5 separate regions of the Mus musculus genome follow, and regions 2, 3, 4 and 5 are each linked to region 1. Evidence: chromatin loops called from intact Hi-C (ENCODE). Cell type or tissue: gastrocnemius. All regions are shown on one strand.

Evidence for each region. Hi-C counts contacts between places; a loop is a spot of excess contacts. Peaks named below come from ENCODE experiments on the same cell type or tissue, not always from the same donor. Only the 100,000 strongest peaks of a DNase experiment are listed, where the experiment ranks them.
Region 2: it touches region 1 in a loop (4-fold over the local background); 14 of 42 quality-filtered maps call a loop at or near these places.
Region 3: it touches region 1 in a loop (3-fold over the local background); 10 of 42 quality-filtered maps call a loop at or near these places.
Region 4: a loop joins it to region 1, with 2.1 times the contacts of the local background. A loop is called at or near these places in 8 of 42 quality-filtered maps.
Region 5: a loop joins it to region 1, with 10 times the contacts of the local background. A loop is called at or near these places in 27 of 42 quality-filtered maps.

The regions. Positions count from the first base shown.
Region 1 is chr17:44,254,608-44,258,607 of GRCm38, reverse strand. The region is part of intron 4 of Clic5 (chloride intracellular channel 5); the gene reads right to left. Among named protein-coding and RNA genes, the nearest start is that of Clic5, 68 kb to the right of the region's middle. In gastrocnemius, a CTCF peak has its summit at 1,781 (motif pointing right); DNase peaks (open chromatin) are centred at 1,786 and 3,736; H3K27ac peaks cover 2,852 bases.
Region 2 is chr17:44,073,882-44,077,881 of GRCm38, reverse strand. No RefSeq gene overlaps it. Among named protein-coding and RNA genes, the nearest start is that of Enpp5, 2.9 kb to the left of the region's middle. In gastrocnemius, a CTCF peak has its summit at 1,653 (motif pointing left); no DNase peak of the experiment used is centred here; H3K4me3 peaks cover 935 bases; H3K27ac peaks cover 1,138 bases.
Region 3 is chr17:44,170,172-44,174,171 of GRCm38, reverse strand. It overlaps a transcript of Clic5 not described here. Among named protein-coding and RNA genes, the nearest start is that of Clic5, 16 kb to the left of the region's middle. In gastrocnemius, a CTCF peak has its summit at 2,057 (motif pointing left); a DNase peak (open chromatin) is centred at 3,660.
Region 4 is chr17:44,187,936-44,191,935 of GRCm38, reverse strand. It overlaps Clic5 (chloride intracellular channel 5), which reads right to left and starts at 3,364. Exons shown (of 6, transcript NM_172621.2): 1 at 2,975-3,364. The coding sequence starts at 3,037. In gastrocnemius, a CTCF peak has its summit at 3,244 (motif pointing right); DNase peaks (open chromatin) are centred at 2,066, 2,938 and 3,322; H3K4me3 peaks cover 4,000 bases; H3K27ac peaks cover 4,000 bases.
Region 5 is chr17:44,146,819-44,150,818 of GRCm38, reverse strand. It overlaps a transcript of Clic5 not described here. Among named protein-coding and RNA genes, the nearest start is that of Clic5, 40 kb to the left of the region's middle. In gastrocnemius, no CTCF peak of the experiment used is centred here; no DNase peak of the experiment used is centred here.

The sequences.
Region 1 (4,000 bases):
TTAAAAAAGTAAGAGAAATCGCCTTCCCGGGAAGATCTCATCCAATGTGTTGTGTCACCCTGAAATAAGTGAATGGAAGAATTTTTTCTGTTTAATTGAGATCTACTTAATACAATGTGTAAGGAGGTGTGTGAGGACTTTGCTAGTGTGCGTGTGCGTGTGCGTGTGTGTGTAGAAAGAGGGGAGGGGGTTAAGAAACTTGTTTGTAGACTGCACAAATTTAAGAGATCTGTCACCCACGGTGAGGCAACACTAGCCACAGGTAAAGGAACATACAAGTTTTGTGCAAATCATTCATCTAACGATCCTTTATTCCCTAGGTGTTGATCTGAGGCCAGACTAGGCCAGCAGAACTCTTTCTGGTCAGACAGCAGGAAATTCCTCCACACGAATGGCGTTGGTGGTCTGCACTCTACCCTAGTCCAGGAGCCCACACAGCAAAATCTCACTAATGAATGAGCCCACCCACGCAGGACCCACCACTCCTCCCCCCTCCTCCCACCAGAGCCAGCCCCATTCAACACCCTCACACCACCGCCGACCACCTTCCTCACTACTACCCAAGGATTCATTTTGCTTCTGGAACAAACTTTGTTAAAATTAAAATCACAGAAGCCTCCTCAATAAGGAACCAAACCAAAGACTCTCTGGGGGGAACCTCTGGGCAGCTCCTGGGAGGTGCCACAGGAAGTCACGCCCCTCTCGCTCTCAGCCTCCAAGACCCTCGTGGAAGAAAAGACTAAGGGCCTGGGGCCTGCCAAATCTTGGAGGTGGGTCCCACAACGCTTGGGTTGTTTGTTTTTACTTGCAAGAATGCTAATCAAAGCACACCGTTAACCTAACCAACCAACAAAATATCGGGATCTGGCAAGTGGCGGGCAGGGGATCCAGGGCCAGGCAGCCCGGAGAGTTCCTCTGTGGCCGACCTGCTTATTTTGGAAGGAGAACCTTGGAGGGTCTGGCCACCCAGGAACCCAAAGATAACCACATGATGGCAGCCCGCCTCACCTCCACTCAGGGCTTCTTTCAGCCTGAAGTCTGTTGTTCCAAGTTGGTACCAAGTCTTGATCTCTAGCGGTAGCAGCAAGTAGTCCCAACGGAATGAACATGAAGCCTCCAGACACAACCCTGCCTGACCCCTGCAGGGCCTCTGCGCCCACATTCCCCACAATTCCTGCTATCTTGAAGTCCGTTCCTTTATCTTTTCTCCAGACCCTGGAGGTTAGGGGGTTGAGTAAGTAGAGGCTGGGCACAGGCCTAGAAAAGCCAGGCTATCACACTGGGGCCAGGGTATGAGAGGACGCTGGGAAGAAGGGAAGATTTAAGTGTCTTGTTTTTGGTGTCCTGAACACACACATACTATTTTTACTGTGGCTTGCCACATTCTGGGAATGGGGGGAGGGGGGTCAGGAGTTAAGCTGGCTTCTGTCCCCAACAGCAGTGTGCATTCATGACACTCTGGGGCAGGTGCGGGCTTTGATATAGGGACTCGTTAGTTCTAAACTAATGGCCCTCCCAAGCTGCTCAAAACCTTTCCAATATTTCTCTGTTTTAGGCCAAAGAAGTTTGTAAAGGTTCAGAGTAGTGGGAGAGAAAGCAAGAGACAGACTGGGTGCAGCTTGTCAGGGTCTGTCAGGCCTGGTAGGCATATCCTTCCCTAAATATGGAAGGTAGCTGGGAGACATGGTTTGTTTTGGAACTCCCAAGTCAAGACTTTCAAGTCTTCGGAAGTTCGCAGATCCTCCAGCTTTCCCGGGACTGGTTTCTCTTCCTACCAGCAGAGGGCAGCACACGCCTCTCTATCAGTGGGAAAGGCCAGCAGCAGAGGGCAGCCACAGAAACCGCAGCCACAGCTGCCTTAGTTAGGTGCTGTTGGTGTGCAAGCAAGTGTTTGACTGATGCAACAATGCTACAGGGGAAGGTATTGTTTCAATCTCCTCACCGCAGACTGGAGTCCAGAGACTACATGAGAGAGAAATGGCAACATTCCAGAGTGAGCCCACTGCTCACTGCCCAGTATGCTGTCCTAAGCTAACGTTGATCTTTATTTTTTTATTTTTTGGATAGATAATTGAAGGGCAGGGAGGGGGAGTGAAAAGAAAAAAATATTTTGTAACATAGCAAAAGGGCGTGAAGTTAGTATTTCAGGATCCACAGATAACGTTTTGTTGAACACAGCCACATACACTTGTTCGTGGATTGTCCGGAGTGCTCAGAGATCCCAAGGACCTTGCTGAGTCTAATTAAGTGACAGTTCATACAGTTTGCCCAATCCACACTTTTTCCTATCTGACCCCTCACAGAAAGATCGAATTAGTCCTATCCTAAGACTAGAGTGCCTGCAACCCCCACAGACACGTAGAGCCAGAAAATGTCATGACATGGGCCTGGGGCTGCAGCAAAGCTTCATGGGCCTTCCAGAGAAGAAATAGGCTTGGGGTGCAGAGAGAATGGGAGTCAATACATGTTGAGGGTGCAGCCCAAAGTCAGGCCAGAGCCAGGGCTTGCACGGAGAGAGAATACAAAAAGTGTCAGCTAGCCTGGCCTGGACTCACCGGGAGGGAAGGCAAAGCACAGAAGGGGGAGCTAAAGAAATCAGAGACAGCAGCCCCTTGCTCAGCGCTCAGCATCTGGGGTTCAAGTCACGAATGTTTGTTATTCTTAGGGGAGCTTGGTTTGTTTTTATCTGCAGGGGGAACCAGGTTACACTGGCCGGGAGCCTTATTTTTGCTTTGTCTACTTGGAAGTTCTGAACCATGCTGGTAGCCCGTCATGCCTGTCAGGCAGGCAGTTCTGGGTGGTGCTAGTCCTGGCTTATATCTCACACACACACACACACACACACACACACACACACACACACACCATTTAATACACCTCTCCTGTTAATTTTTTTCTCACTTTCTTCCAGTGAATGGTGCTTTACTTCGAGGAGCAAAGAGACTTTCTAGAACAAATGGAGAATCCATTTTAAATAGAAAAGTTCCCCAAGACAGAAAGACATGGGAGAAGAAATAAGAGAGAAGTGGAACCCAGAACAGAGATGAGAAGGGGGAATTCAAATAGGGGAAAACCACACTCAGCTCAGAGATGTATGGTCAGAGTATAAACCAATGGAGTAAAACCCTCAAACTGTAGATGATTTACAGAGTCCACACTCGGAGGCTACAACTGAGGGTTTCAGCCCCTTCTCAGGAAATGAGAGCCCTCCCCACACCCCCAGAAGTGGGATCTTCAGAGTTCCCCACTCTCCCATCTCTGTGGCATGTCCACCGAAACTGGGGACCGAAGACGGTGACGGTCAACCAAGGGGAACAGAGCACCAGATCTTGGTCTCAGTCTAATGCATACGAATGCCTGTTCCTTGCCAGCTAGAAAGAAAACACAGGAGAATCCGACCCTCTTCCCCAAAATGGGGATGGTAATTCTGGGCAGGAATGTTAACTGTAGCTGAGGGAAACACGATAGGGTTGGAAGGAATAAAAAGGGACTCGCAAATGAGTTAATAAGAATAGAGAATTAACCATGTGTGTTCCATCCCTCACTAATTTCCTGGAATGCACCATATGGTACAAGACATGAAATGTGTCCTGGGAACCGATAGGTTTGAAGGGCAAGGAAAAGAGAGGTTGTGAGGAGCAGGAAAAGCCGGCGACCACACCTAAATTACAGTGAGTAGCTAAACGGAATCTGAGAGAGCCAAATGATTTGGCAGAGAGTCCAGGCTCCGTTCTGATGGCGGGTGGGAAGCTGAGTGCTCAGGAGAAGCCTGCATCGTCCTGGGAGATGGCAGGGAGCAGCGTAGATATTGGCTGAAGTACAGTGTAAAAGAAACCCCTCCAGGGAAGAGGGGAACCCATGGAGAAGAATTGAGGTCCCAGCAGAACACATGCCATGCCCTTGCAGTGGGAACAGGCAGGGCTGCTTGGACTACTAAGCCTCTGCCCATCAAGGCTCATCTGGAGCTCCCTGTGCCCTGGTTGCATCTCCTAGGAGGGAG
Region 2 (4,000 bases), 180 kb after region 1:
TGTTTGTAGCCACGTTCTGTAAAGGAATTGAGCCCTTTGGTCTTAGCCTTTGGTGTATTTCTAATGAGGGGACAGTCTCAACTCTAGCCATGGGCACTTGCTAAATTGGGCGGCACTGCCCTGAAGGGCATTTGGGCACTCTGCCATGGGGATTTTTATCATTTTCAACACGTGGGAAGGAGGCGGAAAGGGAGGTTGTTTCTGCGTGTAGCCAGACCCAAAACCATGAAGCTGCACAACTTGTTCCGAAGCCCCAAGTCCTGACCTTTGAAACTGCTCAAAGTTGGAAGGAGGTGGTTCAGTCTAGTAAGTCCTTATCTCCCAGCCTAAGAAGCCAATTCCTTGTTCACTCCAAAGAAAGAAAACCTGGAAGAAAAAAAAATCAGGGGTGAGAATGGGCCTGTTTCTATGTGGGTCATTGAGAATTGGAGGCTCTGCTCACGTGACAGGCTGCCATGCTCTGCAAACTTTTTATGGAAGTTGGGATTGTTTCCCACCCGCCACGCTTACTAAATTGTACAGTGTAGTTGCTAAGCACAGCTCAGAACACAGAAGACAACTCTCCGCGGGCTCAGCGAGCTCAGGACCTACTTCTGGATCTCCATACAATAATGTCTAGTGGTCAACTGGTAGGCTTGAATATAACTCACTTTCCCAGTGGGCAGGGTCTGGCTCAAATAAGGAATGATTGTTGAGTTTTTGTCGACAAACTTCCTGCTTCCACATCTGTACTCTGCCAGTTGTTTGAATTTCTGTCCAGTCACAATAGCTACTGAGCAAGTTATGTCAGCATGGGTTAGAAAGGTTCCTTTATTTCAATGGAAATAGCAGGATAATGTCAGAAGTAGGGATGCATGTCTGAACACAGAGCAACAGGATTCACTTTCGTTTCACAGGCTTGGGGTAGGGAGGTCCCTCTACCTTTTAAAGTCCTCAGAGAAATCTGACATACATTTGGGGACTAGACCATTCTCTTCCCCAGGACTGTAAGGACATTGTGCTAGCACTGGAATAATGCAGTTTATAAAATAGCAAAAACAAAACCAACTAGCTGTATCAGAGAAGTCTTTTTTTTTTTTTTTTTTTGACCTAGAATTTATGGTAAGAATAACTAATTTTAAAGGCAGCGGGCAGGAGAGATGACTTAGCAGTAGGAAGAGCCTGCTGTTGAGTTGGTTCCTGGCACCCATGGCTATTGGGCAGCTGGGCTGGCTGGTTTTATGTCAACTTGCTATAGTCATTTTGGAAGAGGTAGCCTCAGTTAAGAAATGTTCCTACCTGCTTGGCCCATGGGCAAGCCTCCGTGACATTTTCTTGATTGACATGGATGTGTGAGGGCCAGTTCACTGGAGATGGTGCTCCCCTGATCTGTACTGGTCCTCCTGAATGCTTTAAGGAGGCAGCCGAGGAAGCCTCGAGGAGCGAGCCAGGATCATAGTATTCCCCCATGACTTCTCCACTTCCTGCTTTCCAGTTCTTGCCCTGACTTCCTTCAGTGACGGACTACAATATGGAAGTATAAGCTGAAACAAACTCCTTTCTTCCCAAGTTGATTTGGTTGTTGTGTTTTATCACAGCAGCAGATCCCTAAGAGCAGTGGCTCACAACTGCCTGTAATTTCAGCTTCGGGGGCTCCAATGCCCTCTTCTGGCCTTCTTGGGTAAGTGCACTAATAACAATAAAAACAAATCTGAAAGCAAAACCAAAAATAAACCCAACAACATCAGGTTCATGTTCCAGGTCACTGTACTATAAAAACAAACACAACAACAGAAACTAAAAGAAACCCCATTTCTTAATCCTTTATAGAACATTCTGCAAGATAGGGCTCTCATCAACTCAGTAAGCACAAGTATGCACTTGGACTGAAAGGCTTCTAGAAGTTACCGAAGCTGACCAAATATATTGCCCCCACCCAGGCTCCAGTGTGTAAGAAATAAGGACTGTGGAGAGAGACTCTCAGACCAGCTGAGCTGCCTGATCAAAAAGCAGCCCTTTAACCTGTTGACCCTCTGCAGGCTGTGCAGTGTGCTCCAGGGATCCAGTTTTCAATGGCTAACACCCACGACAGCGTGGCTTTTGGTGATGCAATTGTTGCTGTGTCATTTCTGCTTCTGTGAGCAACCCCTTGTCCATACTTCTACAAGTAACTCCAGCAAAGGTCTTTCACCCACTTGGATTTTGGTGGTATCCATGCTCTGCTTCTCTCATTGGTTCCTATTTGGGGTGAGTGGATTTTGTTCACATCTCTCTAGGAATCAGATCACATGACATCCTGAGATGGTGGAAGGAGAGGGCCAAGTCCTGATATATGGAAACTTTGATTTCCATACACACACTGTGGCCAGTTCCTTTCCTCCCTATCCCACACCATGGATAAATACAGTGCTAAAAATAAAAATTCTAGGCCACCTGTCTTAGTTAGGGTTTTACACCTGTGAACAGACAACATGACCAAGGCAACTCTTATAAGGACAACATTTAATTGGGGCAGTCCATGGCAGCTTCCAGGCAGGCATGGTGCAGGAGGAGCTGAGAGTTCTACATCTTCATCTGAGGGCCGCTAGTAAAAGACTGACTTCTAGGCACCTAGACCACCCATAAATGACACATTCCTTCCAACAAGGCCACACCTACTCCAACAAGGCCACACTTCCTACTAGTGCCACTCCCTGGGCCAAGCATATTCAAACCACCACACCATCCTAAATTACAAAGAGATACCTTGTCTAATTCCAGGTGGGTGGTAGAGTTAACAGTTCACAGGGCCATGCTGCCTACAAAGGCTCTGAGGAAGGATTGCCTTTGCCTCTTCCACACAACCTTAAGTTCTGCCTCTACCATCTCATGCTGGCCTCCCAAGTCCCTCTGTAGGATCACATACAGCTTTTTACTAGATGACAGCCATGAAAAGTGAGGTTCACTTTCTCTATAACCAATTAGACTTAATTACATATGCTAAGAACCTAGTTCCATGTCAGGTCACAATTTCAGAATCTGGTAAATTTTAATTTTCACAGGCCTAAACCAAGTACATTTAGTTAGTAGAGGCTTAATTTTACAGTCTAGCCTAAAGAAAAAAATAGAAAAATATCTAAAATGAAAGAAACGATAGTATCTAGTCAGAGAGATCATCTGGAGAGCATGCTACTGATGGGAAGGGCTTCTCCGCTACAGAAAACAGTTGACAAGTTTCTTAGGACATTAAATGCATGCTTACTAGTCCTGGGTATTTATTTGAGAAAAAGCAAGATGGAAACTCACTAAAAAACATACATATTTTTATAGCAATTTTATTCATAAAAATCTAGAAACAAGGCAGATATCCCTCAGCGGGTAAGTTGTTAAATTATGATGTGTCCATAAGTGGAATACTATTAAGAAATAACAAATAAAATCTGGTGACACAATATAATTGAGTATCAAAAGCGCTACACTAAATGAAAGAAGCCAGGTGCAAATAGAAACACACCGCACAGACTCATTTATGTTAACACTCTAGAAAAGGCAAGGAAATGGTGATAGGAGTTAGAAGGTGGAAGTTGGGAGAGGCACTGGCTGTAGAGCCAGCCAATGATAGTCACCTCTCGTGGTGGAGTTTGGTTTGCAATGGTGCTTACATGACTGTGTGGGCTGATCTGATTCATATACTATGTGCATGAAAATGTTTGCTATGGAAAGTCTGCCTCAAGGAACTATCGTGACACAGCCCCACCTCACAGTGACCCCCTTAACCTCCCATCAGGAGGTAGCTCTGATGGTGTTTGACTTGCAATGTTATTTTTTTCTTTATGAATAAATCTATGTTAATCCAGCCTGCAGGATCAGTAACAGACTCCCTGAGCAGAGATTTCCCCCCCCCCCTTTTTTTTTAGGCTAGGGGTAAATCTAATTAATTAGCACCAATTCAAAATCTAGGCTGTATGAATCTAGGCTGAAAGGACAATTGCCTATTTGTGTGTGTGTGTGTGTGTGTGTGTGTGTGTGTGTGTGTGTGTGT
Region 3 (4,000 bases), 84 kb after region 1:
CAAAAAATAAATTCATGTTCACACAGGATAGGTGAGGGCTGACAGAGGCCCTCTTTCAGATATTACAGCTGGCTGATACAGGAGACTATCCATGTGCTCTTGGCCTTGATGGTACACCAACATGGCCCACTGCAAGCAAATCTCTGGTAGGTGGACTTGGTCTGTGTCCAAAGAAAAAAAAACTTGAGCACTGGATCACCACATAGCCCATTGTCATTCAGTGGGAAACGTGGTGCTTCTGGGCTTCCCAAGCTCCTGTTGTGAATTCTAAGGGCATTGGAGGTCCAGGCTGGATTTCATTTGAGATATGCAGTTGTAATGGGGCCTCTCCTGGACAGAGGTTTTACTCCGGTAACTGCGGCTGCTTGTGGGTGAACCATGAAGAAATCTAATGCAGTTTCTGCTTGAAACTCAATACCACCGGGATGCATCTGTTTGTTTTAAGAGGTTTATTCTCAGCCTTAGCCACACCTACTGATATGAATGATGGTGCTATCTGATGAGTTTGTCTCTTTGGAGTTCCAGGATCCTCAGGGCCAACATACCTACAACTCTGCTCTGACAGCCTTCCTGCTGAAACCTTCTCCTTGACCCACATTTTCCTTCCCAGCTAGTGATGTCACCATGTATTTCATCATTCAAACTAGAAGCAGAGCTTATGATTTATGAAATCCATCTGCCAACCCCACCTCCAAGTTTCTGTTTATAATCTGTCACTTTTTGATGCCCATCCCACGTTTCTGTTTTACAGCATTGCTCCCCACACCTCGCATCCTCACACTCCAGCATCCCACAGTAGATGGACCAATGCTGTCTCCTGTCTACAATGACCTCCCAGAAGCCCTTTCTTGGGTCATTTTCCAATTCACATTTTCTGTCACTGTCACTCTTTGTCAGAGTCAAGCATCTCAGACCAATGGAGAAGGGGAGAGGAAAAGCAGGAAGCTGGTGATAGGGACATTCAGGGACTGCAGTCTCCTGCTTCACACTGGTTTTGGAAAAATTCATCTCATTGGCCCCAGTCAGGATTAACTCTCATTAATGAAGAAACCTGTGCAGCTGCCAGTCTCCTCAGAGCTCTTCTGGCTCTACTCATCCAGGGCTTTGCTTTTCTGAAGCACTGGGTTTAAAGAAGAGGCCACTGATGTTGCCAATTTGGGTTTGCTTTTCAAGCACCAGATGGGCTTGCTATATCAAAACTGTTTGCTTTCTTAGGTTCCATAGCGAGAGGTAAACTCCTGAGAGAAGTTCACTAAAATCACACTCACAATCTAAGGTAGAGGCAACTCTACAGCATTGTATACTCTGTCCATTGGGTGATGAATTGTCACCAGATGTCTAAATAGTAATTCAACCTAAATGAGAAAATATTATGAAGACTTTATAGGGAGGAAGAATATCCCGAGTTAAAGGTAGATGATATTCATCACTAAGAAGCCAAATGTTTTTCAGATAAACTTTCTGTTAGTATGAGCACAATTAAACCTTGTATGGTACAGCCTATAAAATGTCAAGTATGGGTCTTAAGATGCTTCTAGAAAAACATGGTAAAGGAAACAGGAATCTACCTAGGGTTTGTGTTTTAAATTGTAGACACATGGCAATGGTGGATGCTTAGTTCACAACAGAAAAAAAAAAAAAAAAAAAAAAAAAAGGTTCAAACTGTAGCCAAGGCTTCAAGCCTGGAAAAGGTTATACAAAAGCAAGAAGTAATTATGTGGCTGAGCAGAGTTTAGTCAGCAAGGTGCTTGAAGCACATAGTGACATAAGTTTGAGCCTAGCAACAATGTAAAAAGTCTGGCGTGATTCAGGGCATTTATAATCCCAGCACAGACTTGGGGGTGGGGGTGTGGCAGAGAAGGAGGGTCCCTGAGGCTCAATGGCGGGCTAGCCTACCCTAATCAGCAAGCTCCAAACCAATGAGAGATCCCCCATCTACAAACCAAAAGGGAAGGGGTAGAGAGGCAGTTCAGTGACTAGGAACCTACCCATGTCAGGTGTCAGGTCGCTCATAATCACCTGTAACTCCAGCTCCTGGAGCCCAGCGCCCTCTTCTGGACTCCATGAGTAACTGCACTCACACAAGCACATATCACACATGGAAACATATTAAAAAGAAAACTAATCCTTAAAAAAATAATGGAAACACATGGCTTATGAAGAACAGTGTTCAAGATTATCCACCAGTCTACACATACATGCTTAAAACATGTACTCACACACACATGCACACACACACACACACGAATATGTACCCATACACAGTCACATAAAAAAGGAATCACTGGGTGGTTCATGAGGACATCAGGTCGCATTACAGAGACTGGACTGAATCCACACTGTAATAAATGTTAGTCAGAGCAAAAATGATCATCGTAAAAAGAAAACCAATGCAGAATCAACAGATCGTTTTCAAAAAAGAAGAAAACAAACAGTTCTGCTTGCCTAATGGACAGTTAGACAGAGAATGCATGTGTTAGCAGGCCACTGGGATTGCTCAGCAGTAAAGGGGCTTGCTGCCAGACCTAATGATCTGAGGTGGATCCTTGGGCTCCAATGGTAGAAAGAGAGGACCAACTCTACCAAGTTGCCCTCTGACCTACATATACATGTCATGGCATGCATACACTCATGCATGTGCGTGTGCGTACACACACACACAAACACACACAAAACCACACACATACTCATGCATTATTTACACACTCACAAATAAATAAAAAACATAAAACTCTTTTGAATACATGTTAGGATATAAACAATTAAAAGAGCTTTAAAAGACAATATGAGGAAGTTGGAAAATCACATGTTGGTAATGTTTTAAAGATAGCCTTAGTTTTAACAAGCAGAGCAGTGACCCAATTATCTAAGGTTATGAGTCAACTCATTCAAAATGAGATCATAGGAAATCAATGGCGAGTGTGCACGCAGGGAAATATCGACAATAAATCACCACATGGGAAGGTGTTCAGTCTCATTAACTAGTGAAACAAAAACAAGAGAGTTTTTAACACTACCACATTCCGATCACAAGTCAGCATTAAAACTCTGTACTGCTCTTCCAGAAGATCCAGTTCAACCCTCAGCGCCCCCATCAGGCAGCTCATGACTGCCTATAACTCGGCCTCCAGGGACATTTGATGCCTCTGGTCTCCATACTCATGCACATTCATGCACACAGACCCACATATACACAGAATTAAAAAGGAAAAAAAAATCTCAGGAAAAAAAAACAACAACATAATCTAAGAGGTTGGGGAGGAAGCTTGGTCTACAGAGCACTTAGCTAGCATGCAGGAAGCCCTGGGCATCTTATCAACTGAGCAGTGATTTGGCCTGCAGTCATTGAGACAGGCAGGTCAAGTTTAAGCTTGGGGTGGAGAGAGAACTTAGTGTTTGCTATGCAGACATGAATACCTGGGTTCAGAGCCCCAAAATTCATGTCAAAAGCTGGGTGCTGCAGAGAGCACCTGAGACCCTAAAAATCTGGGGATAGTCCAGCCAGATCAACAAACTCTTGATTTTGTTGGAAAGTCAGTCTCACCAAACCAAAGTGGGCAGAGGAGGCACTTCCAAGGCCCCAAACCTTGCTAAGGAACTATTGCCAATTGATGGCTGCTGTCAGAAAGAAAGTTACTTTCCTTTGGGTTGCAGGCATTGGCAGGTGGCCAGCGTCCTATTGGATGACCTTATGGGCATGTACTCAGGACAGCATTAATTGGATTCAAAGTTGAAAGGGAGATACTTTGGTGAAGAGGGTCAGGGTAGTAAGAGAGAGGGAATGACGGGACAGATATGATTAAGATACATCGTATATATCTATGAAATTGTCAAAAATTAAATACATTTTAATTATCACAAAAACCATACTGGACATGATTGGAGGATGGCATTTGATACTAACCATGTATACAACCATGTACATACACATAATAATAATAATAATAATAATAATAATAATAATGGTAATTATTACCATTATTATTATTATTATTATTAT
Region 4 (4,000 bases), 67 kb after region 1:
GGGGATGACTATTTTCTGATTTTCTAGGCAGCTACCTAGAACCACATGAATGCCCAGGGACTGTTTAAAAAAAAAAAAAGGAAATCAAGGTCATTTGGGGAGTTCAAGTCTAGCCTGGGCTACATGATATGCCAGTAAATGAAGAGAACAAGGACTGGCATCTTAGCATTTGAGCAGGGCATTTCCCACACCCTTTTTGAGCGCAGGCTTGCTCAGTGGCATCATGACACTAATCCCCCCCCCCTTTTTCTTTCCTGAGCTACTGGAAGGGAGCAGACTTCAGCTCACCAATGGCTGTGACTATAATATTGGAAGGTCCCGTGGGGTCATAATTAACTGTTTTCTTCATTTTACATAGGAGTGAAATAATCTTCATGAATAAAGATGGGACGCTCCAGTGAGTGAGACAAGCTCTCGCTGCACTTCACATGCCCTAGGACGCTGCCGTGTATCTACTGCAGTAGACACAGATGAGCGCTTCACGTGCCCTAGGATGCTGCCAGGTATCACTGCTGTCTCACTGCAGTAGACACAGATGAGAAGTACTGTGCATGGCAGGGCAGCACGAGTCTGTGAGACTCACAGGACAATAGTTTAGATGGGCAGACCCAGTGTTGTACTGAGCAGGGGAGGGCTGGTCTTTAACAGGCTGTTGAAAATGACCCACATCATGGCTCCGGGTAGGGCATCCTCTACCTGAGTTTCTTCATAAGAACCAACCAATCCTCTCCTTCAGAAAACACCTCTGCTACCCAACACCAGATGCCAGAGACTTTCTTTCGATGGGAATCCAAAATGGAGGCCCTGCAGATTTGGGGGAAAGTCTGATTCTACAAGTGAGCCAGAATCCTGCTCCTCTATAATGACACCATTGGAGGCTCAGAGAAGCACCCTCACCTCACACACAGGTTATTCAAGGCATGGTTTCTCAGTATAGCTCTGGCTGTCTTGGAACTTGCTCTGTAGACCAGGCTGGCCTGGAACTCAGAGATCTGCCGGCCACTGCCTCCGGTGTGCTAGGATTAAAGGCGTGCGCCACCGCTGCCCGGCTGACCCAGCTTTTGTGTTTCCCCTGTGGTCATAACAGTAACCAGAAGCTCAAAAATGAGGATGGGCATCGAAAACATCTCTGCCATCAATCTGGTCTCAGAGCCACAAAGGCTCTTACTATGTGCTTTTCTTTAAGTGAGCAGGTGGGTGACAGCACGGGCATTCTAGAACTCTTTTGGGGGCCACTTGGGCTGTGGAGTAAGCGTTTTCATACAAGTAGACAAAATCTCCGAACGCTGCCAACGTGAAATTCCAAAGACACAGGTAGAATTGGTCTCCACGCTTAGTGCAGGGCAAAGGGCTCCTTTGGCTCAAAAGAACCAATTTGTGTCTGAAATATCGCTCAGGGAACCTGACACTTGAAGCTCCTACTCCCAGGGAACCTGAGTAAGCCCAAGACTGGCTCTCAAGGAAAGCGGCAAGGTTTTCTGAACGCAGCATCCAATCACCCTCCCTGCTATGGGCCTGGGCACCCAGGCCCCCACGGCCCCATCCTGCTCAGACTGGGAGGCGATCTAGCCTTGTTCTTACCTAGGTCTGCCAGCACACCCAAAACTGCTGCCTGGAGATTAGCAACATCACTTTGTAGACATAAAATAGGTTGCAACAGATTATCTATATTAAACTTTCAATATGTATATTGAATTGTGTGTGTGTGTGTGTGTGTGTGTGTGTGTGTGTGTGTGTGTGTGTGTGTTTCAAAAGTGTCAGAGAAGAGAAGATTGTTATTCGGGTTTACACAAACTTAAACCCTTCTGCTGAAGTCTATTCAACTCGTTTAGAAACAGGTGGTTTAAGCAAATTAACACCTTTCTGCTTCCAGGTTATGTGCACGACCTTTAGACCCAGTGTGTTTTCAGCGCTCTGCACTCTATTCTTGGAAAACAGCACTAGAGGATTTTATTCCCATTTGTGAAAGCCCTAGGTAATCAGGCAGTAGAGTTCGCCCCTCCCCCAAGGTCCTGGCGACTCTGCAGCCCAGCCCAGGGCTGCTTTCCTCCGCCTCAGGTTTCCCGGGTTCTGCTTCTGCAGTGTCCCAGCAAGGAGGGCTGATCAAATGTTTCTGCCTACACCTGCGGACCCGGCCTCCAGTCTCCCGCAGCTTGCAAAAGAAAAAACATTAGAGCTGCTGTCTGGTGTCTGCTACTGCTCAGGGGAGCGCCCAAGAAGCAGGGGGGCGCTTAATTTGGTTCTGCAAGAAGCTGTTGCTTTGCAGCCCAAGTCGAAACTGACAGGTCCCCTGGTTACCTGAGACGGTCCTGTAGAGTCATAATGACAGTGATAATAACAGCAGGGAACTGGGTGTTCATTTTTTTCTCTCCTCTACAAGTCACAAAGCAAGAAAATAGCTTTGTGGCCTTCGCTTTTATTTTAGTGTTTCTGAGTAAAACAAGAGAGGGTGGGTACTAGAAAATGCTGTTTTTGTTGTGCCAAAGAGGATCTCTCTCTCTCTCTCTCTCTCTCTCTCTCTCTCTCTCTCTCTCTCTCTCTCTCTCTCTCTCCCTCCCTCTCTCCCTCCCTTCCTCCCTCCCTCCCTCCCCCCCCCCCTCCGCTAAAGAAGAAAAGTTTACTAGTCTAGCCAGATTCCCCTGTCCCTATATCTGGAGACATCTTTCAACTTGGCCAAGATCCCTTCCCTTGGAGCTCAGGATCTGCTCTTCCCTCCGAGCTCAGGATGAGGGACGGCAACCTGTCCTACAATGTTTGGTAGACTACGGGTTAACTCTTCAAGAAGACAGCCACCTGCCAGATCGAAACTCACACCCTTCTCCGGAAGCCCCTGGCAGAAAGGCCACCGGCAGGACCAGGAGGGCGCTGGACTGTGCTCCCTAGGGAGGGTCTCAAGTCCCAGAGGGACCTGCGTCCTGACACTTGAGATCTCCTCATCTCCAGCCCGGGAGGAGGCCCGCGAATGCCGACCTACCTTCACGAAGAGCTCGATCTCGGGGTCCCTGTCGTCCCCATTAGTTGTCGCTGAGTCCGTCATGCCGTTGGCGCCCCGGACCACGGTCCCGGGCCGGAGAGGCGCCACCTCTGCAGCACTTCAGGCTCCTGCTCACAGCGGGGGCCTCTCTTTTGCACGGTGTTTAATGTTTTCTTTTTTTAAGACTACCAGTTTCTCATCAATTTCTCCAAGCAAGGACAGCGATGCCTGAGAGATCAGAGTCCCAGGTGTCACGCGGAAAGAGAGGACTCCAAGAGCCAGCAGGGGGCTAAAAGGAAAAGCGAGCTAAGGGATTGACAACAGGTCCCAAGAGCAACAAGTGCCTGACTGCTGGGAGGTGTCACAGGATCCGAGACTGTCAGCGATCCCGCGCCGCTGCCGCGGGTGCGCCCAAAATAGACCACGGCCGCGGGGCGGGGTCAGTCCGGGCGGGGACTGGAGGGAGGGGGACACCCTGGGAACTCAGCATTCGTTGGGCCCAGTCACATAGGAGACCCCTCAGTGTACGAGCTCAGACAGAGCTAAGAATGTTCTGAAGGTCATGAGGGACAGAAAGAGTGGTGTACAGAAGATGATTTTCAAGGTTTGTTTTTTTTTTTTATTTTTAAATTTTTGTTTTTTAATGAAGAGGTTCAGTTAGTCCATCAAAATCACGCACTTACAATAGCGTGGAGCGAAGAAAAGATCCTGAATTCGCTGAGCTTGCCATTTTTGCTCTGTGCAAGTGGAGAGGGAGTGGGCCAGGAGCAGGGGAGAGGCTGAGGGGTGAGCCAACCAGTAAGGTGCTGGAGTCAGAGATCTGCAGCTTTCAACTTTGTGGGGTTTTCATTCCCTTGCTTGGTTTTATTCTCCTCTGCTTTCTTATTCTCTCTCTCTCCCTCCTCCCTGTCTCCCCTCACCTCCTTCTCCTCTTCCTGGTCCTGCTCCTCCTTCTCTCTCTGCCTCTGTCTCTGATTCTGTCTCTGATTCTGTCTCTGATTCTGTCTCTGATTCTGTCTCTGTCTC
Region 5 (4,000 bases), 110 kb after region 1:
AAGTATAGGAAGTTACAAGGCTCACTAAATCCCTCCCTCCAAGATATATAATTAAAAAGCAACCGGCATGGGAGTGGATGCTCTTTGATGGGGTAGCCTACAGGTTGGGCACAGGGTTCCAGACACGCAGCTTTTTTGAATGAATCACTTGCCCACCTGTGCTGTGGTGGGCTTCTCAAGGATGCAGCTGCCTTTCAGCCAGCCCACCTCTGCAAATAACTCCAGGAAATGACTTGGTTCACCAAGGTAGACAAACTCATGTGGAGTCATTTGTCTATTCTGTCACTTGTATGCCCCCACCCCATCCCCACCCCCGGGTCTGGGATGAATAGATATTTGTCCTCCTTAGGAAAAAAAATATCATAAAAGCATTCTGCAATATTCTATCTTCTAAAGGATCCTGCTTCCCTATCCATTCTGAAATTCCCTGCCCATATGCCTGCCTACATACCAGATCAACCCAGATAGTCCAAGGCTCAAAAAGTAGTAGGGACGAAGCCCTTCCCACTCCACAAAGCATTACGTCTTCCCTGGCTGATGCTGTGTGAATCCACAGGACTGTCTGCATCCAACTCTGAAGTTCTCCCTCTGTAACGTCTTTCAATGCCATCCTTCCTGGAGTGTCTCCTTACTCCTCATGGGAATCACAGCCCTTAGCGTGTCCCACCTGAGATACCTGAGGCAGTCACTCCCCGGCTTCCACTCTCTTCCTATGTCTGGGATACTTGTGTGCAGATGTAATCAAGTGACTCCACAAGGTAAAATTCACCCTCTGTCATCTGGCCCTCTGAAGCTGGTGCCTGCTGCCAACGTTGATTTTTCAGTGCCATTTACTCTCCACTTTTCCAACATGTTCAAAACTATTTGCTGATTCCCAAACACCCTTTGACTCTTGCGGCTTTGTTTTACCTTCCCCCTGCCTCTCCAGCTGGATTTCTCTATAATGTTTATTTCCTGGGCTTCTTACTCCTTCTGGAGAAATCCCTTTTCACCTTTGCTTTGTACTGTGTTGTTCAGCCAGGGGCAGAAATGTCCCTTTTCTTGCTTATATAGAGAATGCTGGTAAGGCCTTGTGTATTTTGTGCGTGTGTTTATTCTACACAAAAATGGGCATACGCGTGGGGACTAGAGGTAAGCCCCAGGCATTGCTCCTCAGGAGCCATCCTCCATGTTTTTAAAATTAGAATCTCTCACTGAGCTAGTTGTCTAGTAAACTAGGCTAATTGACCTGTGAACCTCAGGTAGGGTTATCTAGTAAGCTAGGCTAACTGACCCGTGAACCTCAGGGATTCTCCCATCTCCAACTAACTCCCTGACATTGGGATTACAAAATCACACCACCCCATCCATATTTTAACATGAATGCTGGAGATAAAACTCGGTTCCTCCTGCTTGTGTGGTAAGCACTTTATCATTGGTTCTAGGTTCATTTCTGTTGCTGTGATACAGCGTCCTAACCAAAAGCAACCTAGGGAAGAAATAGTTTATTTAGCTAACTATTAACTTGGAGAAGTCAAGGCATGAATCCCACCAAGCCGCCAAGTACCACATCACATGCACCGGCAAGGAGAAGCATGTGCACCCATGCTGCCTTCTTGCTTATTTGTTTGGTTCTTTATGTGGTTCAGGGCCTCCTTTTTAGGGAATGGTGTTGCCCATAGTGGGCTAGACTCTCTTACATCAAGTAATAATCAAGACACACCACCCCTCCCCCCAGATATGCCACTGGTCAATTTGATCTATTCAATTCCTCACTTGAAGTTCTCTTCTCGGGTGACTCTAGTTTGTGGCAAAGTAACGTTTAGACTAGAAAGTCTATGGAGTAATCGTCTCAGCCCCTCATAGATTTTTTTTTCAATCTCAGCAACCTAATACTTGGCACATAACTGATACTAAATATTAATAACTTAGAGCTATAAACTTGAAATTATTTTTTGTTTGCCCTACCATGTTTGCTACTGATTCATAGCTACTGCTCTTGTGTCAGCCCCCTGCATCATAGACTCTAGGACCCAATCCTGCCCCACCTCTAGAATCAATTTCTAAATCATTCTCAATGGCAATCCTCTTGAGCCAGTTGGTCAGAGTCTCACAGACCGGGCCCCACCTTACCTTGCCTTTCTGCCTCCACACTGGCGGCATGTGAGGTGCAGAGTACAGGCACAATAAAAATTTATTGCTCTGCTGATTTAAGACATATAAAGAGGAACCTTAGAGAGAACAGGGGACCAATCAGATGCTCAGTCCTGCAACTATAAAATGTTGATTATGGAGTGAGGGCATTGTTGAGGCGCCACCTAGTATTTTCAGAGTCTATGGAACAACCCTTGTCTTAGCCTAGATAACCGTCTCTGCTTTACTTTTGTCAATTTTTTTTGTTTGTTTTTGGCTCTTATCAATATCTTTTTTTATATTCTGGGGAATGAAACTCAGGCCTCACGCATGCTAGGTACACTATATTATTGTGCTACAGCCCCAGACAGTTTCTCACCCTTTGAGTTGTCTTAGCTGCCTTGAACTCAATCTGTTGCCCAGGCTGACCTTAAACTTTCAACCCTTCTGCCTCTGCCTCTCTAGTGGCTGAGATTACAGGTCTGTGCCTCCTCCATGTCTGCTACCTCTCAATGATTCTTTATGAACACTGACTACCTGGTAAATTCTTGGGATTTAGGGGGAAAAGGTGGTCAAGCAAAGGACCCTCCTTTCTGTGGCCACACTTGGCCCTGGTGGCTGGAGGGGTGGCCCCTTACCCCTCTGTTTCTGAGGCCTCAACAGAGCCCTTAGCCTCAGAGATATTGCGCTAGTTCTCAGTATAGCCAGTGGATCCTGACAGCTTTGCTGTGGTTTGCAAGTGTCCATGGCAGTTGCATAGCTTTGCCTGAGTGGATATAATTTAAAGCTGGCCTGTTCCCACAAACGGACACTGTAGGCCTTGCTTACAGAATTGAACGGTTTTCACCAGTACTTTGTGTGCACAAACACTCTTCTAACTCATGAAGACCAGCCACTCTGCCTCCAACATTTAGGCAAAAAAATAAAATCCCCAGAAGGGCCTGTGACCACATAACTGACAGGTCTTCATGACAGAGATGAACTCTGGTCTGGTTACCCTATGAGACGCTCTGTGCTGACAGACGGTTCCTTGTCTGCATGTCCCAGTGTGGGCACACTTGAAGTATGGCCCATGGGATTGAAGAACTGACTCTTATTTTATCCCATTTTAATTAATTTACACAGAAACAGCTGCATTCTCTTGTGGCTGTCACTTGGAATCGTGTTGTTCTGGAAGAATGAAGCTAGTTTCTTGAGAGTTGCTACTGTGGATATTAAAATTATACCCACTGCATTCTTTCCTTTCACCACAGAAGAATAAAATCACAGGCATTTCTGTAGCCACAGGCCAGCGAACAACAGGCACTTCCTCCTGTTATTTGCTCCGGCCTTCCATATTGACCTTAGGTGTGAGCATTGAAACCTTGGAACATTAGATGTTTGCTAAACAATGCACCCTCTTACTTATTTCAGTGGTTGCCATGTGACTGTTGCCTGCAAGCCCTCTCAGTATAGCTGATGGCTTTTAACAGACCTAGTACTTATTGTTGATCCAAAGGCTCTTTCAAGGAGCAGAAAGGACTCAGTTACAAAGCACAAAGGGGGCATGGCTTCCAGCCCGGATGGCCGACATTTGTCACTACAAGCATAAACAAATCACTTAGTTTCAGATGAAAATGCTATCCACGCAGGCGAAATATGTGTATATGCATGTTTTAGTGGAAAGAAGACAGCATCTTTAACAAGTGGTGCTGGCTCAACTGGTGGTTAGCATGTAGAAGAATGTGAATTGATTCATTCTTATCTCCTCGTACAACGCTCAAGTCTAAGTGGATCAAAAAACTCCACATAAAACCAGAGACACTGAAACTTATAGAGGAGAAAGTGGGGAAGATCCTGGAAGATATGGGCACAGGGAAAAGATTCCTGAGCAGAACATCAATGGCTT